Linked DNA regions of Mus musculus: all the other regions are linked to region 1. The links are chromatin loops, found by intact Hi-C in ENCODE. Cell type or tissue: left cerebral cortex. All regions are shown on one strand. Links, peaks and the distances in the headings refer to the core of each region. The heading gives the core; the rest is flanking DNA. Region 1 holds the start of Gm35363 (a long non-coding RNA gene). Region 2 has its middle 23 kb from the start of Pde2a. Region 3 overlaps Arap1 (ArfGAP with RhoGAP domain, ankyrin repeat and PH domain 1).

Region 1 (10,784 bases), core at 3,471-5,970:
GTTGCATGACTCCCTTCTATTTTTGTATATTTCTAAAATTTTCCACCATAAGAGGTTTAACAGAACCGTGGAAACAAACCATGTGTCTAAATCATCTTCGTGATATGCAGCCCAGAAGGGAGCTTTGCAAGGCACGATGGCAGGTCATAGCCACATGCTATGACATGTGATAGACTTTAGAAGTATTATAATTGGGGCTAGAAAGATGGCTCCACACTTAGGGTACTTGCTGCTCTTACAGATGCCCTGGGCCTGGATTCTAGCAACCATATGATAGCTGATAACCATCCTAACTCCATTTCTAGGGAATCTGATGTCCTCTGACCTCTGAGAGCACCAGACAAATGTACGGAAGACATACAGACTTGAGAACAAAAGACTCACAGAATAATAATAATCACTAAAAAAAAATCTAAAAAGTTGTTATTATTACTATTCCTAATGTTGTTGCTATTGTTGTTGTGTGTGTGATGTCCATGTATATCTATGCATACCACAGCTCCAATGTGGAGGTCAGAAGACAATTTTGTCTAGTCAGTTCCATCTTTCCTTCTTTATGGGGTAGAACTAGCAAGCTCCCTGACTTTTCTCAGATACTATCATCTATGCATCCCTGGCTGGTCCTGAACTTGCTTTTTAAACAAGACTGACTCTTAACCCAAAGAGATGTGCCTGCCTCTGCCTTCCTAGTACTGGGGTGAAAGGAAATATGCCACCACACTTGGCCCCAGACTTTGTAATTGCTAAAAAAATGTCAGCATTTTGGACTGTTCCTCCTTCTCAATGTTTTCCATTGGTGCTGATATCTAAATCCTCACCTCAATTTTGGGGAAAGATACAATGGCTTGAGACTCTTCTCTTTTTAGGTAGATGAGCTTATTAACTCGGCTTCCATACACTAGACACACAAAGTAAAGGAAAACAATTTTGTTGCTAGGTTTCTTATTTTAAAACAAAGACCTTTCTAGCTCTGTTAAATCAATAAACTAGTTGGAAGCTAAAGCAGAGGTTATAATCTCCTGCTGAGTCCACAGATAAACCAAGCGAAAGCTGGTAGAATCAGTCTTCATGCATGCATGCGTGCGTGGGCCACATCTTGGAGTTTGCTTCTCCAACAGTTGCAGCAGCAGAGTGGTGTGGGCGGAGCCCACAGCGCGGCTCCTCCTCCTCCTGCTGAGCTGTTTCCCTCTTTCCACCCAGTTTCTCTGGTGTCTCCGTGGGGAGTGCCTATGGAGGGTCACAGGCCCCCAGGAGGAGCACAAACCCTAGATGCTGTAGGAGTTAAACGTTCCAAACAGAAACATCACATACACCTGGGAGCCAATGGACCATTCTCCCCTCTACAGGTGAGCAACTCTATGCTCTGTATTATGGGATTAAAACAAGTCAGAAACCCAGCCTTGATCTGGCTTTCCCTCTTCTAGGTCCAGCAACTCACCAGTTGACTGCTCCTCTCATATGTACTTCTTGGGTTTCACTTCTTAGAAAACTTCTCAGTGTTCTACAAACAGGGACAGCTGGTCAGCGTGACAATTTCTCATTCCTGCACCCTGACATTGCCTACTAAGAAAATCTTCACGGAGGCGACTTCTTGACTCAGGCTGTGTTTTTAAGGGAACCCAGACTGTGACAGGCAGTTCATCTGAGTCACCACGGAATGCCCGCCTCTTTCTGAAATATTTCTAACATACTCCGTACAACCCTGTACAGGAGCTTCCAGGAGCAGCTGTTGATCATCTACACAGCGTCAGCAGTGAAAATACAGTGTTTCCTGGGCGATGCTGGAGGCGTGGCCAGCTGCTCTGTGTGTGTGTGTGTGTCTGTCTGTCTGTCTGTCTTGTCTGTCTTGTCTGTCTTGTCTGTCTTGTCTGTCTGGAGCTCAGAGGTGGAGTCTTACGTTTGAGGCCACAAGTCATCAGCAGATTGAATGAACTTTGTGTATCTGTCTTCTGGAACGACTGCATCTAATTTCTGGGTTATAATGTTATCTGATTAGAAGTTAGAGTGTTTTTTTTTTCTATTTTTTTTTTTTTCTATTCCAATTAAGATCCAGCTAAATCAATTTCCCCCAGAGGCTCCAAGGAAGCACAACTATCCTGTTCTTCACCAGAAACAGGAAACTTACGCCCCCTAGGGGACAAATAAGTGTATGACAGTTCGGGGAAGCCAGTGACTCACCCCCATCTCGAATATATGCAAGATTTTTTTTCCCTTTTCCTTCTCTAGGGAATAAATCCTATTGCTTAAATTTTATATACACAGATATTGTAATAATTGCTTTTGCTTAACGGAGAAGTTTTCACCCTATGTGGTAGCCCAATGAGTTTGAATGGACCTGAACCGTAGGGCTTGAAGTACGGAATCCAAGGTGATTCTAGAAAGCCAATAGCTTATTTGTTTCTGGAAGACTGGCTTGGATATGCCATAGGCAGGGAAGAGATGTATTTGATATCAAAGATAGCTTGTAATTAATTAGACCTCCTCTGTAGGCTTGTAGGCTGCTATGACTCCCAGGCTCTGGATTTCCCACTTAGAGTGGTTTTAAGAGGCCAGTAAGAGCTCCCGTAAATCAAGGATAAAGAGACTTGATGTGTCCATGGGGTGGGGTGGGGGTAGGAGTGCAAGTGGTAGGGGATGGGGGAGGATTCAGAAATGAAGCCGAACCTCTGATACTCAAAGAGTGAAAAGCCCTTCAGGCTGAGGGAACAATAAAAGGAAATCAAATAGCAAACCTCAGCGTTTACAAAGAGACGCGAGGTGCAAATTGTGCTCTGTAATTTATGTTAATACATTTAAAAAGATTAAAGAAATTAGTCTTCAAAAGGATGTACCTTTTAACAGTTTTCTATTTAGAAAAACGAACCAGCTTGCAAATGAAAAAGAAGAAGTTGCCCCATTGAGTTAAAACCTTTGGGTAAAAGGTAAATTTCACATTTTTATAAGAACAAAACAAAATATTGTGTGTGTAAATAATCCTGAAAAACAAATTTGTAAATGCTAACTTAAGGACTGTTCTTGCTTTCAAACCTAAGCCCTTTCTTCTTGTTTTTTGGATAGAAAAAGAAAAGAATATCTTTGGTTGAATAGCTTCAGGGTCCCCGCCTGGTTCTAAAATAAATATGCATGAAGATCAGCCCCGATAATATGTAAATTCAGTCAGGTCAAAAATTGGTAGTGTAGAAATTTTAGGAAACCTTTCAGTACTAAGACTTCTAATCAAGGTTTAAAGGATTCTTTGATCCCAGCATTCAACCGTCAGAGGTAGGCAAATCTCTGTAAGTGCCAATCTGATCTCCATATAGTTCTAGGCCAGGCCAGCTCGGGCTGCATGCCGACTACATCTCAGAAATAAGGCAGATAAAGCGCTTGCCTTGGATAGACCGCTTTGACGCAAGTGGGAGGAGCCAAGTTCACAGAAGCTGGATAGAAGAGCCGGAGTCTCCACACGGAGACAGGAGATGGAGACAGGAGATGGAGACAGGAGTCTCCAGCAGTGCAAAGGAAACCAGGCTGGCACACGTGTCAGGGACCAGCCAGAGCCTGTTTCAAATAAGGCAGAAGTGAGGACTGAAATTTTCTTATCTGAAATTGTCTTCACATGAGTGCTAAACATATGCATCCAACACACACACACACACACACACACACACACACACACACACACACACACAAAGAGAGAGAGAGAGAGAGAGAGAGAGAGAGAGCTCTATTACAGTTGTTCTAGAATTCACCTTGGACATCAGAATTCAAAGATGCTTATGTCCCTTCTATAAAATTTAATAGTATTTGCAGATAAACACTGTGCTTTAATCATCTCTAGATTACAATGACTCATACACTGCAAATGCTATGAAAACCATTGCTAGCCTGTATTTGTTAGGGAATAGCAACCCCCCCCCAAACAAATTCTGTACATGCCTGAGACCCCCCCCCCCCTTTTTTTTTTTCTGAGAAAGAGTTTCTTGGTGTAGACCAGGCTGGCCTTGAACTCAGATCCACCTGCATCTGCCTCCCAAGTGCTGTGATTAAAGGCATGTGCCACCATGGTCCAGTGAGACACATTTTTTTTTTCCTGGATTGTGTGTGTGTGTGTGTGTGTGTGTGTGTGTGTGTGTGTGTGTATGTATGTATGTATGTGTGTGTGTATGCTCACGCACACTCTGGATATTTTCAGCCTGCTATTATAGTAGGATCCACATGTCTAGAAGCCATAGTTACAGAGAGACAACTCTTATCTAAAATAAATATAAAAAGCCCTAGAGCCCTGACGTCAAATGGCCTCAGGCAGGTGCTTCCTCCAAGTCTGTGGAAGATAGGACTTCCTTTTGCTGCCCGGGCACATGACATATGGCCCAGTTTATAAATTATTGAATGCGCAGAGGTTTTACAGTCTTCAGTCAGAATTCTGTTGGGAACCTCCAAGTTGTCTCATTTCCTCTCTTGTTCCTGGTTTAAATTATCGGGACCCTGTGTAACTACCTGGAGAATCTCTGGGTAAATGACAAATTGTGATTTACAGAGAGCACTGACATCGTTCTTCAACTTATTAGTTCCCTTCCCTCAAGCATATTTTCCTCTTCTTTGGCTTGATAACTCACCTTCCTGGGAGGCAAGCTCTGGGAAGCAAGATTCTAGTCTGCATGAAGTTTTAGACCTGGCTTGAAAGATGTCAGTGCTCAGAAAGGCTTTGTTAAATATGCACCGCGCCCTCTCGTGGCTACAAGTGCTCGCTGTAGACTGGAAATGCTAAGCACAGGCTCCACTGCCCTACATCCCAGAGCAGCAAGTAGGTCTCTAAGCTCCTAGGCGTCTCCTGACGCTTGACTCGGCGGATTCAAAAGAACATTTTGTAACCCAAATGTAAAACGACTCTAACCCACACGTAAAAACAGTAAAAACTGTGCCATCTTCTCCCAAACACACCTACTTCAGCCAGGCTGTTCCTCAATAGCTTTCTCTTCACCTTTTTCTAAAGTAAAACCGGAATCGATTCAGTTTAGATTTTAACTCTAACAGAAAGGTCTGCTTCTGCTGAGTGGGCATCTGGAATTTTAATTATCTCAGCTTTCCCCGTGTCACGGGGCAAAGACCTTTAGCCTTTCTGTGGTATGGGCTTACTGGAGCTATTAATACTATGGGCTCCGCAACTCTTATTCGTCCTTGGGCACTACTGTCCTTCAGATATTGGTTTTGTTTGATCAAGAACCTTAGCAGAATCCTAACTTTTTGGGTACCCCGAAAAGCTCCTAATGTGGAGGAGGAGCGTGTTCCAAGTATGAATATGCATCTCCTGTAACCCGTCTCAGTTGAGGGATATTTTAAACGCGTGTAACAGAAGCTCGCACAGTAAGAGTGGGCTGCCGTGGAGCAGATTCATTCCAATTCAGCTACTGGTTCAGATTTGCTGTGTTTTGAAGACCAAGGAAGAAAAGAAAAAGAATAAGAGCCATCAAATCTTGCCCAAGCATGCCCTTTATCAGATGGAGTTCTGGTTAATTGTCTCCAGGTCCCCTAGGTATCTCGGAACAATGCACTTTCATCAGTTGGGATTTAGCCGGTAGATCTCTCAAAGCAACAGACATGAAGTTGGGAAAAAATTAAGAACAACAAAGAAATTAAATGACAGTGCATGTGCATTTAGTAGTCTTCATTAAAGCAAAAGCTTTGATGGGAATGCACCATGAATTTTAGTTAAAAGAGGACTGCGGGTCTTCCTCCCACACAGTAGAAACAAAAATGTAAATGTGATATTTTAGTTCCTGAAGGACCTTAGGTTTCAAATTTTAATGTTTGAAGGAGCCAAATGAAGCACAATATACAAATTCCATGTTTTTTTTTTCATTTACTGACATTCAAGAGACAGTGAATGCAAACATGAGTATTCTGCTGGCTGAATTATTCTGAAGAATCAATATTTTATAAACTGGTTCTTCTAGGTTTGTATAATACATATCCAAAATATTCCACTTGAAGTAAATACTTTTGTCACTATCTTTCTCTTAGGATCTCTTATTATCATACCTGCATGCATCATGCCCCAAACCTTCATAATCAAAATGATTGATTTAACAGTAATTTTCTAAAATTTAGAAATGTTTCTCAATCATAAATGGTGCGATAATGATGATGATGATGAGATGATTATGATAATGATGACGATGACAATTTTTGGATTTTCAAGACAGGACTGCACTGTGGCGCCCCCCCCCCCCCAAGCTGTCCTGGAATTCATTCTGTATACCAGGCTGGCCTTGAACTCACAGAGATCTGGGATTAAAGGCGTGTGCCACCACTGCTTCCACAGAAACAATGAGACAAAAAGTTACTCCTAATTACCTGGAGACCTTTTTGTTGTTTGTTTTCTGCGACCGGATTCCTCTGTGTATCCGGTGGTACTGGAACTTGCTCTGTAGACCAGTTTGGCCTTGAAGTCAGAGATTCACCTGCCTTTGCCTCCCAAGTGGCCACCACTGCCCTTACCTGAAGTATTTTAAAGAAGTTAAAATCAAAAGAAAAGTAACTATGCAAAAACTACATGACCCTCAGGTATGGTGGGGCATGCCTTTAACCCTTGCCCTGGAGACGCAGAGCAGGTCCATCTTTGTAAGGCTAGCCTGATCTACATAGTGAGTTCCAGGCCAGTCAGGGCCCCTGGAATGGAGAGCTAAAAGCAAACAAATAAAACCTTACATAAGCCCAGACATGTTTCTGACCCATGTATTTAATTTTCTCTATATACACACTTTGGGTCTCTGACACTTTCAAATTAAGACCATAATACAAGTCCATGAACTCTTCTTTGTAACATGCTTGACTATATCCATTAAAACTTTCAGACCAGCAGTTGTCATTGATTATATTGGTATTACCACACGGGAGTGTGTGCACAGCCTGAGGCAAGTCATGAGAAAAAACCGACTCTAAGCAGCAGGGTCGGATCAGGAGAGAGCAAGCAAGGAGAGAGCCAGGCATCTTGGTGCAGACACTGCCCGGGGCCAGAGCTGTGCGTTTCCCAGGTGATATCAGCCCTGGCTTCCTGGGGAGCAGAAGTGACAGGTTTATTCTCTTGACTTCCTTCCTCCTTTGGTTAAGGGCTGTTCTAGGGAACTTGAACCATCCCACACTTGTGGATCGCACAAATATGAATGCAAAGTGGCTTTTCCCGGGTGTCCTGGGCCTCCGTGTGAGAAAGCCTAAGGGCAGAAGGCACTGATTGGGTCATGAAGACAGAGCTTCCATGGATGGGCTATGTACAGAGGGACCCTCTGCCTTAAGAGGACACAAAAGAATGATGGGTAACGATGGGCCGGCAAAGAGGCCCTTATCAGAAACCAAACCCAGTGGCTCTTTGATGTTGGGCTTCTCAACACTCAGAACAGAAAAATAGGTGTGTTATCTTGTTTTATTTTTACAAATTCTTCTCTCTCTCTCTCTCTTGGGATATAAGTGGAGGTGGTTTGGTTATGTACGCCACAGGCCAACTATGAATGTTGCTCTGCAGGATTGGTTTACTTTGGTGTTTGAGGTAGAGTCTCCATGGCTAGGGCTCTCCAGTTAGGCAGGGCTGGCTGGCCAGCAAACCTCAGAGATCACCATGTCTGTGCCAGCCTGGCAAAGGGACTATAAATACATGCCATCATCCCCAGGCCTGGTTTTTCTTTAAGATTCGTTTCATTTGTGTAGTGCTTTGCCTGCCTGTGTGTATGTGCACCAAGTATGTGCATGTGTGCCTGGTATCTGTAGAGATCAGAAGAGGGCAGAGGATCCACTGGAACTGTATTTATGGATTTATGAACCACCGTGTGGGCCCTGGAAACCTAACCGAGGTCCTCTACAAGAACAAGGGCTCTTAACTGCTGAGCCATCTCTCCAACCCCATCCATCCCTGGCTTTTCAGTAACCAAACTCAGACCCTTGTGGTTGTGTGGCAAGAACCTGATGGAGCTGTGTCCCCATGCCCAGTTCTTGTTTCTAATCCTCCCAGATCATGATGGCTTCTTTGGGCATTCTAAATGAACCACGATAGCCACGAAGCGTTCTGATCTCTCATTACACTCATGTTACCTTCTTCCAGAGCTACCTGAAAATCAGCTTCCCCTGCTTAATTACTGAGTAAGTTGCAGTGTTTACTGGTCTCACTGATAATCAACTGACATCCTTTAGTGCCCCATTCACTCCAGCAGCAGGCCCTGTATCTAGAACCTTCAGGAGCAGGCTGGATTTTTCCCCTAAGCCATCTTTTAGTAATTCCAAAAGAATTAGTTGGTACCAAGGATTTTCTTTCTTACTTGTCTGGTGATTTTGTTTTTTTGGTTTTTGTTTGTTTGTTTGTTTTTTCGAGACAGGGTTTCTCTGTATAGCCCTGGCTGTCCTGGAACTCATTCTGTAGACCAGGCTGGCCTCGAACTCAGAAATCCACCTGCCTCTGCCTCCCAAGTGCTGGGATTAAAGGCGTGTGCCACCACCGCCCAGCTTGTCTGGTGATTTTGAATGAGAAATGTCTCCCATAGGCACCTGTAATCAAGCCTTCAGTCTCCAGTTTGTGGTGTTGCTCAGAGAAGTTATGAAACTTTTAGGACTCGGAAGCTTGCTGGGGATGGGCTTCAGGAGTTTACAGCTTGGCCCTGCTTTTAGTGTCTCTCTTAGCTGCTGCTTCTTCTTCTTCTTCTTCTTCTTCTTCTTCTTCTTCTTCTTCTTCTTCTTCTTCTTCTTCTCCTCCTCCTCCTCCTCCTCCTCTTCCTCTTCCTCCTCTTCCTCCTCCTCTTCCTCCTTCTCTCCTTTCTCCTTTTCCTCCTCCTCCTCTTCCTCCTCCTCCTTTTCTTTTTCCTCCTCCTCCTCCTCTTCTTCCTTCTTTACTTCCTCCTCCTCATCTTCTTCCTCCTCCTTTTCCTCCTCCTCCTCCTCTTCTTCCTTCTTTACTTCCTCCTCATCATCTTCTTCCTCCTCCTTTTCCTCCTCCTCCTTCTTTTGACATTTAAAAAGAATTTTAATTTTTGATATTTTTATTTTTAATTAATTATTTTATTTATTTACATCCCAAATGTTGTCCCCACCCACCCAGGGAAGGGGGATGCATGGGGCATCCTCTCCTAGCTTCCTGCTCCAGCTACCTCCTAGCATGTCTTCCCTGCCTCTTGAGCTATAAACCAAAATACTCTTTCTCCCTCAGGTTGCTTCTGGTATTTTATGATACTTTATTACAGAAACAGAAAAGTGACTAATCTACCCTGTATGTATAAACTCTGTGCTGCTCCCATGGATAAAAAAAAAAAAAAAGACTTCCAGGTAAGTTAGCACATGTGAAGTGTTATCAGAACTTAATACTGTAAAGAAAAAAAATATATATACACATATTGGATTTTCGAGACAGGGTTTCTCTGTGTAGCCTTGGCTGTCCTGGAACTCACTCTGTAGACCAAGCTGGCCTTGAACTCAGAAATCTGCCTGCCTCTGCCTCCCAAGCACTGGGATTAAAGGTGTGAGCCACCACTGCCCGACAAGAAATATATTTTCAAGGCTACGGTGTAAGAAAAAGAAGACAAGAAGAGAAGCCAAGCTTCCCCCCAGGCCAAGAAGCAAAGTTTGCTTTTGTACAAGGGAAGTGTTGGCTGCCCAAACACATTTAATAAGCAGATGCACTTTTGAGGCTTACACAGTGCAATTGTTGATGCACCGTCTGTTGGCAGAGTTCTCAAAGTTTTCTGAAGGTTTATTTTTAAGCTTAGATCACTCTCATCTATTATTAGTTACCTTTGTGCCTCTCATCATATAGGATCAGAAAAGATAGTGAAACTTTACAATGGAGTTAAAAAAGGATGAACCCCTCTGGGAACCTAGACAAGGGGGGCCAGCTGCCCATCCATAGCTCTTGCCATACACTGAAAACCAAGGACCAGGACTCTTCCCACATGACCGGTCTCAGCAACGTTATCATGATTTGGGGTATATAATTTAGCCTTAGGTTCATGTGTTTGAAGACTACCTGGCAGTGCTTTTTGGGGTGTGGAATCTTTAGGAGTTGGACCCAGTTGGAGGACGTTGCCTGCTGGGGTGGCAGGGCTTGCAGTACAGAGTCCAACTCTTGTTCTTGATCACTCTCTACTTTTGGAACTGCCTAAAAGAAAGCAAGCAGCCTGTTTCCCCTGCCACGAACTCAACCACTCCTTCCTCTGTGCCTGTGTCGCCTTGATGCATTGGTCTCTCAGCCAAAATAGATCTTCCTTCTCTTAATTTGCTCATCAGGTAGCTGGTCACAAGAAAAGTGACAAGTACAGAAAAATGTAGCTATTGCTATGATGAAACCTGACCACATGGTATTAAACAGCTAGCTCCTATGAAGTCTTCAGTCTGTTACCCAGGAGAGGGCTAGCCAGCACTATGGACCTCTGAGAGTCCTGACTTCTCACTGGGTTGGGGATGCCACATATTTATTCTTTGAGGTCATCCTTGATTTGTCCCATTGACTCCTCTATCACAGCATCAGTCAGTTGCCATGTTACTTTTTGAGACAGTCTCTTGCTGAACCTGCAGTTTACCTAGTTGGTCACCCAGCAAGTATCCAGGCTCCTTTTATTTTTTTTCTCCACACTCAGTTCTGGGATCACAGGCACACCCTGCCATGACTGGCTTTTTCCACAGATGCTGGGAGCCCAAACTCAGGTCTTCAGACTTGGGTGGCAAGTGCTTTGCCAACCGAACTACCCCCAGTGCCTATGTATTTTTATCTAAAAAAGTCTTCTTGGCTCAATGAGAGTATTGGCTAGTTTATAAGGTACATCGTATAA
Region 2 (2,500 bases), core at 1-2,500, 110 kb before region 1:
AGCTGCTGTCACTGTAGAACACCCACACTCACCTACACTTTTAGACCACGGCTAGGAGCCCAGAGAGCGTCAGTGTGTGGGAAAGACAGGAGGCGGTGGGTGTGGTGAGAGGCACAGATGCTCTGTGGGCAGAAGGAGGTGTCTGATGGACATAAGACCACCTTTCTAGGCTGCACCTGCCTGGTCTGAGGCCAACCCCCAGAAGGTACATTGGAAGAAAGAGCTCACCGAGGAAGGGGTTAAACTCGTGGCCACACCCACAGCAGCTTGAGTCATTCTGGGAATTGTAGTTTGGTGTGAGTTTGCACTAAGTACACTTGGTCTAACCTCTTTCCAGCCAAATCTACACCCTGCCGCTGAGGCTGGTAGTTGGCAGGCCCTAGTAGGGTAGGGGTTGGGATCTGGGGAGCTCATAGATGAAGCAGCCTTGACCCTTTCTCTGCTCCCTGTCTGCTTGCTGTGTGCTTCAGTGTGGCGTTAGGAGCAGGGATCAAAGGATTAAGTCATAATGAGAACTCTTGCACACGCACAGGGAAGTTTACAGCTGCCTGAGCCCGATTTCCACAGCTATGATCTTCTTTAATCCCCTCCACAAACCCAAGAGGCTGCTGTTTTCTGGATGAAGGAGCAGAGGATTCAAGAAGGGACTGACTTGCCCACTGGGATGAGTGGGGGCGGGGCAGGCTTGGAGCACAGGGCCCTCAGGCACCCAAAGCTCCTGATATTCTCATGAATTATTGGTCCAGATGGTGAAGCACTAGCCTTGAAAAACAGGAAAGATATAGACGGTTCAAGTTGGGGATGAGGCTTCTCAGTTGAGGAACAAGGGCTGCCTGGGACGATGAAAGCAAGAGCTGCATTCTGTGGGATGTAAGGCCGAGAGGAGTGGGGAGCTAGGCCTAAAGACCCGATGTCAACCTGAGAGTTTGGATGTGCGGCTGTGATCTGCCAGAACTCCCATCCCGAGGGCTTGAAGTGATGTCACCATGGGGTTATGGCATTGAAGCCTCGGGAGCACTGATTGACATGGACAGACCAAAGGCTGTCTAAAGCTCAACTCCATTCTTGGAGCACCCAACACTTGGGTTCTCTTCCTCTTCTTCCCTTTTGCTGCCCAGGCTTGGAATTGCTACTATACAACAGAGCTGTGCTGTAATGTCACATAAGCCCAGCAGGGGTCGCTACACACTCCATTCCAGCCCCAATCTTGGATGTTAGGTGGACCAGGAGGGAAGAGTGAGCAAGGAGCTTAGATGGGGGAGAGAGGGTAACACATTGCTCCCCACCTCCTTTGAGCTCCATTGCAAAGGCACACATAGTGGGGAGTGAGGACAGAGAACACTTGGGACCTCAAAGCAGGGACAGACATGAGCTCATAGATAGGAGTTTCCCACCTCAGTTCAGGGGCTGACTAATTGGGAAATAGACTTAAGAACACCTTATGTTTAGTTTTTTTTTTTTTTTATTGTTTGAAATTTGTCTGATGCTGAAATGCAGAATAATATTAGTTGTTGTTGTTGTTGTTGTTGTTGTTGTTGGTGGTGGTGGTGGTGGTGGTGTGTGTGTTTGTACCTTAGTGTGATTTTCCAGTCTTAGGTATGTGTATACTGGTCAGAGAGGGGGAGAATGTGTAGACTTCTGTTTGTGGGAAGGCGTGTATATATTTGTATATGTGTGCTTGTGTGTTCATTCTGATATCTGAATCTTGGTAGACGGTTGCGTATGCAAGCATGGCTTGTATGCATGTGTGTGCACGTATACAGTGTTATGCACATGTGTTCTAATGACACTGTGGGTATCTGTTTGCAAGTGCATGTGTGTGAAGGGCTTCAGGCCTGTACTGCTGACGCAGTAAGGCCTCACTGAGGTCTGGCCCCTCATCATCGTCCCTCTTGAGTCCTGCCTGCGTGAGGGTAGAGAGAGCTACAAGAGGTCAAGCTTCCGCAGTGGACATGCTGCTCAAGCACACGAACTCTGAGGGCCCTCAGGGGACTCTGGAATCCTCTGCAGGCCATGAAGACCTTAAGGAAGGGTCTTATTGCCTTCATGTTCAGGTTGGGTGGCTGGAATCTTTGGCCATTGATTGAGAGGCTAGATGTGGCTGGAGAGGAGAGATTGCATTCCTTCCAGGAGGACAATACCTTCATGGCGCCCAGAGAGCTTTAAGGCTCCCAGCCCAGTCCCCTTATACAGAAGCAACTATCAAAGCGCAGAGAAGAACAGTGAAGTCACCCAGTGAGATCAGAGAGAGAGGGAGAGGGAGAGAGAGAGGGCTTAGAGTGGCAAGAAGGGTGTGTGCCTGGTCTGGAAGGCCTCTCCCTCAGCCCCTTAGGCAGTTGGGGCACCCTGAGGAGATCCAAGTCTGTGCTTGTGCCTCCTTCCACCTGGGTGTCTCCACTCCTCTTGGCCTTTGCCTTTGAAGTTTCAACCAGCGCTTCTGCAGGCCGCAAGAGGCCTTCCGGGGGCTTGTGAAGTCTGTCATTCCACAGAACCCAGGGAC
Region 3 (7,796 bases), core at 146-2,645, 130 kb before region 1:
TCCCAAATGGAAAGGGTGACACTCTGAACGTACTCCCGGGGGTCTACAAGGGAGCTCGTGGGAAGCTTCTGCAGGGTGATTTCTGGACTTGGGGACATCAGCCCTCTTCTGGTGTGTGCTGGCAGGGAGGCCCAGGCTGTGGCTGTCTGCTATCCCTTCCCCACTTTGGATACTTTTTGATAATATAAATATATCTGTATATTTTACCCTATGGTGCTGAGGCCTGTGATGGTTTGTGGGCACTGGTGTCCTAGGCTAAGGGTACAGTTGGCTGTGAAGCCCAGAGGTGAATGCTGGGGCTTTGAAGCCAGGAGCCTGAGTCTACCCTCTGCATGTTTACTGAGCTATTTACCCTCCACTGTCCTGGCAGAGGCCTGGCCTGGCCCTGTACCTACTGTGCCACTGTACAGCCAGGCTATGGAATTTCTGATTCAGGACAAGGCAGACCCCAGCTAGTCTGAGTCCCGGTCCCTGCAACCATCTGAGCTGGGGCCTAGATCTGTGTTAGTGACCCCGGCACAGCTACTCAGAGCCTCGTGCTGGAGACACGAGGCCACAGTGCATACCACAAGCTTTGGAGGACTGTGAAGGGGGCTTTACCCTGGGCACTATGCGTGTGCTTCCAGAGTGGAGTCTGCCTCTCACATCACAGGGCATCGCCTTCAGAGGGAAGTGCTGACCTACAGAGGTCACCAGCTACTCAAAGACAGACTGGAGACTTCTGGGAAAGTGCTAAGCTTCTGCCTTCTCTGGAGTCTCATTGCCACCCTATCTCAAAGGCTTAGTGAGCAGACTTGCTGGTGTCCTGTCCTTAGCCTCGAAAGGGGCAGAGCAGAGCTGGATAAGACTGGGGTACCTGTGCCATCTGTGACCCCCCCATCACCTATAAAGCTCTGAACCCCGGCTGTGCCTTCCTGTCAGTTCTTGATGCCACAGGTCCTAGCCATAGGCCTGGCACCTCAGTCCTGGCTTACCAAGTAGGTGGCCCCAGTGGGGACCTGGATGTACACCTGGACATGTGTCCTGGGTGTTTGCCAGGAGACAGCACACGATCCTTGAGCTCTACTAACCTGTTGCACAAGCTACGGTCCCCATCCCTTTGTCCTATCTTCAGGGAGCTGCTCCAAGCCAAATTATCATGTCCTCCAGGCAGGACATGGCTAGAGGGCTTATGTGCCCAAGAGCTGCTTCCTCCCTGAACTTGATCTACTGTCCACCAACCCCAGAGACCAAGGAAGAGGGTACAACTAGAGGTGCCCTCTGCTGGTCTGGCACTGTCATTACTCTGGTTTAGGGATTAGCCAGAGGGGAGCTGCATTTGGCCACTAGGGGGCAGTCATGGACCACTCATAGTTGCAAATTTTGAGCAGGGTCTGTGTAACACCTCCTAACCCTCCCTACACCTGCAACACTTCCTCCCTCCCTCCTCTCCTTCCCCTCCCAGTGATATTCCTGGATCTGGCTTTGTTCTTCTGCCAGCTGGACCACTCAGCCCTGCCTCTGGCCAGCAACTAGTGATGTGTTGTAAGACAGCACAGTAGAGGTGCTTTGCTTTGATCTCCTGGGCTCTAGGACATGAGAGGAGCCCTTCGCCCAATGCCTACAGAATGCAAACCTAAGCCTGAGCCTCTGCTCTCAGCTTTCCCTGCCTGACATTAGAGTCTCCTCAGCTTTCCTCCTGCTCTTAGCCTGTTCTCCCCTTTTGTGAGCGCTCCCCGTAGCCAGCACTATGTGACACTGTAGAGTGCTTTCCCTTGGCGTGAGGTCACATCCCTGCAGGATTGAGACTCAACCTTCGTGAAAAATACCTGTGACTACAGTGTTGGGGGGGGGGGGCAGAGCAGAAGGTTCTGTTGTCTCAAGGATTCCTAATACTGGAGCCAGTGCCAGAAGGGAGGGATGCACTTGGTACTTTAGGTTGCTTGGGATGGGAGGAGCCCAGAGTTAGGGGTGGGAGCCTGAAGGAGGAAGGACTTCCTGGAGGAGTGTGGTTGGGGGTGGGATTGGATGTTGGGGAGGAGAATAGGGAGGGAACTCTGAGAGAAAAGGCTGTAGTAGGGCACAGCCTGGGCACCGAGCATTGCTGGTGGAGTGTTGGGGAAAAGTGGGCAGGGTAGGATATGGGGCAGAAGAGGGCTGGGGTATCTGCCTTTCTCTCTTCTGGCTCCTTCATTTCAACCCTCCCACTCTGCATGATATCCAGCAGTGAGGACCCAGGAACCCTTGGCTCCAGGGAGCTCTGGGTACACAGGCTGTAGTGAGACAGGTGGGGGTAAAGCTGGACCCTGCTACCTCCGTACTAACCCTGGGGCTGGAGGGGGCATGGAACCTCTTTCCTACCCCCTGGCTCTTATTGCTGCCTGCCCACAGTTCTGTTTTGGAAAGCATAGATGGGTAGGCAGATATCCTTTATAGTCCACGTGGCTTTGACAGTTACTTAGATCTCTGATCGTCTGTGTGCTCTCTGTCCTTTGGAGCTAAGCTGCATCCCGATAGCCTCCTGGGAACACTGAATGAGCAGGCGCAGGTAAGTGTGAAGTGCCAGCCGTGCCCCTTGCTAGTCTTCCTAGATATATCCGCAGTGACATCTTTGTGACATACAGGAGAAGAGCTTGAGAGGTTCAGCCAGCACTTAGTGACTACTTCCTGTGTTCAGCCCTCACTCACCAAGCACTTGTTGAATACCTGCTGTGTGCAGAGCTTTTGCCGCACACGTGGGGCAGATGAGTAAGTGGTGTGGGGGAGGAGGAAACCCTTGAGGAGAGAGGATGCTGCTCAGAGGGATTCATGAAGGGCTCATGTCCTGAAGCCTGGAGGGTAGGGGATGCTGAAGAGAGACAGACAAATGTAGATGGCCTGAAGTAAGGACCTGTTGTAGCTGGATCTTAACACCCATGCAACCCCAGGGCCTCACACCCTCAGCACCAGACACCCTAAGGCCTCCCCTCCACACCCTAGCTGTCAGGTCTTAGCTCTACTGGCTACCTAGGAGACACGACTACATCCCTGTCTAATGGGCCCTTTAGGATCTTGTCCCTACCAGAAAACAGCATCTTTTCTACTACTTAAGTACTTAGTGACCTGAATGACCCAGATCCTACTCTCAGACTGTGTGACTGTTTCTGTCTCACTGACACACATGCATGCACGTGCGCACCCACACCCACACAGAGCTGGTCAGAATCTCCCTGCCTCTCCTGTCAGGGAATGCCTTTGGATTCTTGTTCCCAGTGTCCATGTTCTATGAAAACATGGGGAGGATTTGTACCCAGCTAACCAACCAGGGGGATGGCTCCTTGAAGAGCTCACTGGCCCTGGCATGTGCCCTCCTCTATGCTACTTTCAGCCTGTGGAAATTTCCACACTTCCTCTGCCCTGGTTACAGCTCCTACTGCTGTATTTATCACCCTGGAGACACAGTGACACAGGCCACAGGCACACACTCATGCTCTGCACACACGTGCCTGCACACCTCAGCTTGCACTGCCATAACTCAAGTGCATCACACACACACACACACACACACACACACAGAGCACGTGGAGGAGGGACATCCACACACAAAGAGCTCTCTAGGAAAATTGTTCTCCCTCCTGCTGCTGCCCCTCCCCCACCTCCTCCTCCTCTGTTCTGTCCGCCCACCCCCACCCACAGACCAAAGAGCTGGGCCTGAGGACTGTACCTCCCACTCCTTATCAGCTGGGAGGCACTCTGCCTGGTGACTTGAGTGTGCCCTCCCTCTTGCCATTCCGCCCTCCCTCCCCCCTCTGCCACTCCCCTGCAATCTTGACTGTCTTCTATGCATAAGTCCCCTCTTTGTCACTCTTTTGACTCTGAAGTGGAAACTGTCATTCTTCTCTGCTTTGTCTCCCGGAGGTTCAAGTCGAGGAACCCCAAGGATCCAGGCAGAGAGATAGACTAGGAGGGGGTGCCAGGAACCCACATCTCCTCAGCTCCTGTCACCTTCAGCCCTCCTCTTGATGAGGGGAGGGCTGTGTGCCTGGAACCATGGAGACCAGTGAGCGTCATGGCAACACAGTCTGGGTGGGCACAGCCTTCCTCCTCCGGGGTTTGGGGGGGTGCGTAGGAGGAACCCCATGGGCCTGATGGCTGTGGGCCTTGTGCTGGTGCCCAGTGCTGGTCACCGCATCTGCCTGCAACCTGTTCTAGTCCTACCCCTCCTTGACTCACTGCACTGTGGGCTGCAGGACTCGAACGAAGGCTCTGATGCTCCCTGGACACTGCAGGAAAGATACTGCAAACACCAACAGAGCTCAGGGGCTTGCCTAGGGCCCCACAGACTTCATAGTTGGCCACCCATGTCAGTTTACTCAGGGCAGAGAAGTCAGCTCAATGTGAGTTTGGACTCCCTGTGAAACCCCCAACTAGCCCTTTGCCTTGCCAGTGAGGATATGGAATACCTGCTGTGCCAAGGCTTCGTGTGTTCTCTCACTTCACCCTTGGGAGACCCAGGGTGGCCAGAGAGTGGCCTACCAAGGACAGATAGGCTTGGGACAACCCGTCCTGGCAGGTACCCTTTTCTCATTTGTGTCTTCCTTGCTGAAGAGGAGTCCCTGGCAGGTTCTACAGCTTCATCAGAATCTGGCCTTAGGTTGTCTAGAAACCTGAGAGCTAGTTTTGGGGGGTGGGGTGGGGTGGGGTGGGGTAGACCCTTCCTTAAGTGCCTAGACATAGGGAGGACTTTGCAACCTGTGCACAATGGTTGCTTTCTGGTCCTGTAAAGACTTGTCTCTGCCCTAGATTAGAGTGTGCAGAGTCCAGGAGGAGACCCCCGCCTTGCAACCCAGACTTGACTTGTCTCCTGGCCTCTGTGCAGTCACGTTGCAGCTGCCTTCCTCCTGGCTTATGTAATCACTCAAATATAACAGCTGCCTTTATCCCACTGAGTCACGCCCCCTCCCTCCCTCCTCAGGTGTGGGGAGTTGCACAGAAGAGGTAAAGCAGGACTGAGTGGGAGGCTGGGGGACTCCGGGAAAGGGGGGTCCTGGTGTGCCAGGTTGGAGGGAGATGAGGACAGCAAAACCTTTCTTAGAAGAGGAACTCAGGGATCGCCTCTGCTCTGACCCACCCTAGTAAAATGCTGCATTCTTGTTGTGGGGAGGGGGTCCAAGTGCTAAAGCTCTATCCACAGCCTCCTTTGCTGAGCCTCCGTCCTTACCAGAGGAGAGGCAGAGAGTATGAAGAGGAGAAAATAACTTGGGACACAATGACCAGGAGTCTCTGATCTGTGGTCCAGCTCTATCTACTCTTTATATCCTTTGGTCCTGGATATGCCCCTGGCCTGTTTGCCCACCAGTGTAATGAGGAGTCGGACCTTCTGGCCCTGACCTCTTATACTCCCTGATATCAGCGTCTAGTAGAGGCACCCAAGGATCCAGCTGTACTCCAGGTTGGCCTCCCTCATCTGCCTCAGTCTTCCTCTGAGCCACATCTGCTTAGCTGTACCCCTTGCACTGGGTAGGAAGCAGGGCCACTGGATTCTGGGTTGAAGGACACAGTAGTAGCCTTCGGCTTTCCTCTGACTTGATATCTGTCCCAGTGCTTCATCCCCCCACTGGTAACTGGAGATTACTACCCACTCCTAAGGTCACCAGCCCTGCCCCTCAGAGGAAGCTGAGCCACGTCTCCTCATCTGGACTGACAGAGCCATCTTCCTGAAATGATGAAGAAGTTGCCCCACCCTAAAGCTGTTCTAGAGACCGTGGTGGCTTTCCATGTCCTTGTCAAAGCAAAGGCTTTGCCCCTGGTGGTGTGATGAGGTCCCTGCTCAGAGACCTGTCCCTGGCACCAAGGGTACATGCCATCCTTTCACAGTGGCATCATTCTGGGCATCAGACCTACAGGAGGAAGCTTCCTGGCCACAGGGGGACGGGCACTGTGAGATGACTCTCTGAGCTACCAATTCATCTTTCCTCTGTCCCATGGGTGCTTGTTAACAAGACCCAGGCTAGACCCCCACTCTATATCCCTGCCCCCAGGCAGAGTGTCCCAGTCCCTTGTGAAGTCCATGGCCTGGCAGTTACTCCCCATCCCCAGTGGATGGCACAGTTTATTGCAGCATCAGCCTGCCCCAGGGAGTAGGGGACAGCAGCCTGCCCCAACTCCTTACTAGACTCACTGCAACATGATCCTGGACCAAACTTGGCTCTGATTAGCACTATTCCTTTCCATCTTTGGTCTCTCTCTGGACTTCTCCATCAGCATTCTTCCCTTGCACCCTTGGGCTGGGCTGGGAGTCAAGGCCTATCCTCCATGAAAGGAGGGTTCAGCAGATGAAATGAGAAGAACCCAGACCAGGAGGAGGGGGTAGGGCAAACGCAAGGTGTGGAGGAAAAGCCAAAAGCATATTAGCTCCAGGCCCAGAATCCCAAGGGTGCTGGGTTGGGTGTGTGCTGAGATGGCACAGGAAGGGCAGGCCAGGATTTGGGATAGTCATTTAAAAAGGAGGAGAAGGAGGAGGGGGAGGAGGAGGAGGAGGAGGAGGAGAGGAGGAGGAGGAGGAGGAGGAGGAGAAGGAGGAGGAGGAGAGGAGGAGGAGGAGGAGAGGAGGAGGAGGAGGAGGAGGAGGAGGAGGAGGAGGAGGGGAGGAGGAGGAGGAGGAGGAGAGGAGGAGAAGGAGGAGGAGGAGGAGGAGAAGAAGAAGAAGAGGAAGAAGAAGAGGAGGAGGAGGAGGAGAGAAGAAGAGGAGGAGGAGAAGAAGGAGAAGGAGGAGGAAGAGGAGGAGAAAGAAAGGAAGAAAGAAAAAAGAAAGAAAGAAAGAAAGAAAGAAAGAAAGAAAGAAAGAAAGAAAGAAAGGAAACTTGTCAGTATCCTGGAGGATAAACATTGTACAAAAGAAGAAACAGAGGGGACTGGAAATTGATAGAGATTCCACCCCCCCCCCACACACACACCTGTAGCAGAAGAGGATAAAGAGAGATCATTCGGGGCCAGATTGAGGACCCTGATCCAGGGTTGAAGGAGTTAGGGGTGAAGGAGGGTTTTGAGGGAGCACAGTGTGACCGCATATGTCAGGAAGCTACCACTAGGTGCAGCATGGATGTGGAATACAGAGGTTGAACTGGAACTGGGGGGCTGGGGAGAGGCCAAAATAAAGGGGAGGAGTCGGGGACCTGTGAATAAGTATGGATGTAAGAATCCAGTGACTTCTGGGGATGGGGGATGCGGGGAGCAGAGGGGAGGAGAAAGGTCAAGCTGTAAAGTTCAGTCTAGGAGTTGGAAATTTTGCTGGTACATCACACACAATCATCAGTCAAGTTGGTTCTTCACTATTTGGCTTTCGGGTCAATGGGATATTCCTGGAGGAGATGCTCAGAGACATACTATACTGGCCTTTGGCACCCCAGAAGAGGGCTGGATGAGTTGGTGTGTGTTGGGAGAAGGATCGCTGCCCAGTGGGACAAAGAGAATGGGGAATTTTGTTAGAAGCATCCGCATTGTGGAGGCAAAGATGGGATGCGCCCCTGGAGGGAGACAGAGGAGGGGCCGTCTGGAAGGTAGGAGGGAAACAGCAGCGCAGGAGGAGGCACAGGCTGGCGCTGAAAAAGTCGTGGTCTTGGGCAGAGAAGATAGCTGGAACCCGGCATCCTGCAGTCCTCCGGAGGCAAGGAGTGGCAGGGTGGAGGCCGGTCCCAGAAAGACACTCTTTTCATTTTTCATCACTTTTGGCAGCCTCCCTCATTTCCATAAACATTCTTCCTACTCCCACTTACTTCTACCGCGACCCAGTTAGAAAACACACACACACACACACACACAAACACACACACACAAAC

The links. A loop is a pair of places that touch in the nucleus more often than their neighbours do. Peaks named below come from ENCODE experiments on the same cell type or tissue, not always from the same donor. Only the 100,000 strongest peaks of a DNase experiment are listed, where the experiment ranks them.
Region 2: a loop joins it to region 1, with 5 times the contacts of the local background. A loop is called at or near these places in 16 of 42 quality-filtered maps.
Region 3: a loop joins it to region 1, with 5 times the contacts of the local background. A loop is called at or near these places in 13 of 42 quality-filtered maps.

Annotation. Positions count from the first base shown.
Region 1 is chr7:101,536,600-101,547,383 of GRCm38, forward strand. Gm35363 (a long non-coding RNA gene) reads right to left here and starts at 1,853. Exons shown (of 5, transcript XR_869841.3): 1 at 1,439-1,853. In left cerebral cortex, for the core only: a CTCF peak has its summit at 4,726 (motif pointing left); DNase peaks (open chromatin) are centred at 4,256, 4,732, 5,336 and 5,637; H3K4me3 peaks cover 409 bases; H3K27ac peaks cover 1,808 bases.
Region 2 is chr7:101,426,758-101,429,257 of GRCm38, forward strand. It overlaps a transcript of Pde2a not described here. Among named protein-coding and RNA genes, the nearest start is that of Pde2a, 23 kb to the right of the region's middle. In left cerebral cortex, for the core only: a CTCF peak has its summit at 1,164 (motif pointing right); DNase peaks (open chromatin) are centred at 46, 655 and 1,172; H3K4me3 peaks cover 1,074 bases; H3K27ac peaks cover 1,094 bases.
Region 3 is chr7:101,411,684-101,419,479 of GRCm38, forward strand. Arap1 (ArfGAP with RhoGAP domain, ankyrin repeat and PH domain 1) reads left to right here. Exons shown (of 34, transcript NM_001040111.1): 34 at 1-903. Among named protein-coding and RNA genes, the nearest start is that of Pde2a, 36 kb to the right of the region's middle. In left cerebral cortex, for the core only: a CTCF peak has its summit at 1,296; a DNase peak (open chromatin) is centred at 1,327.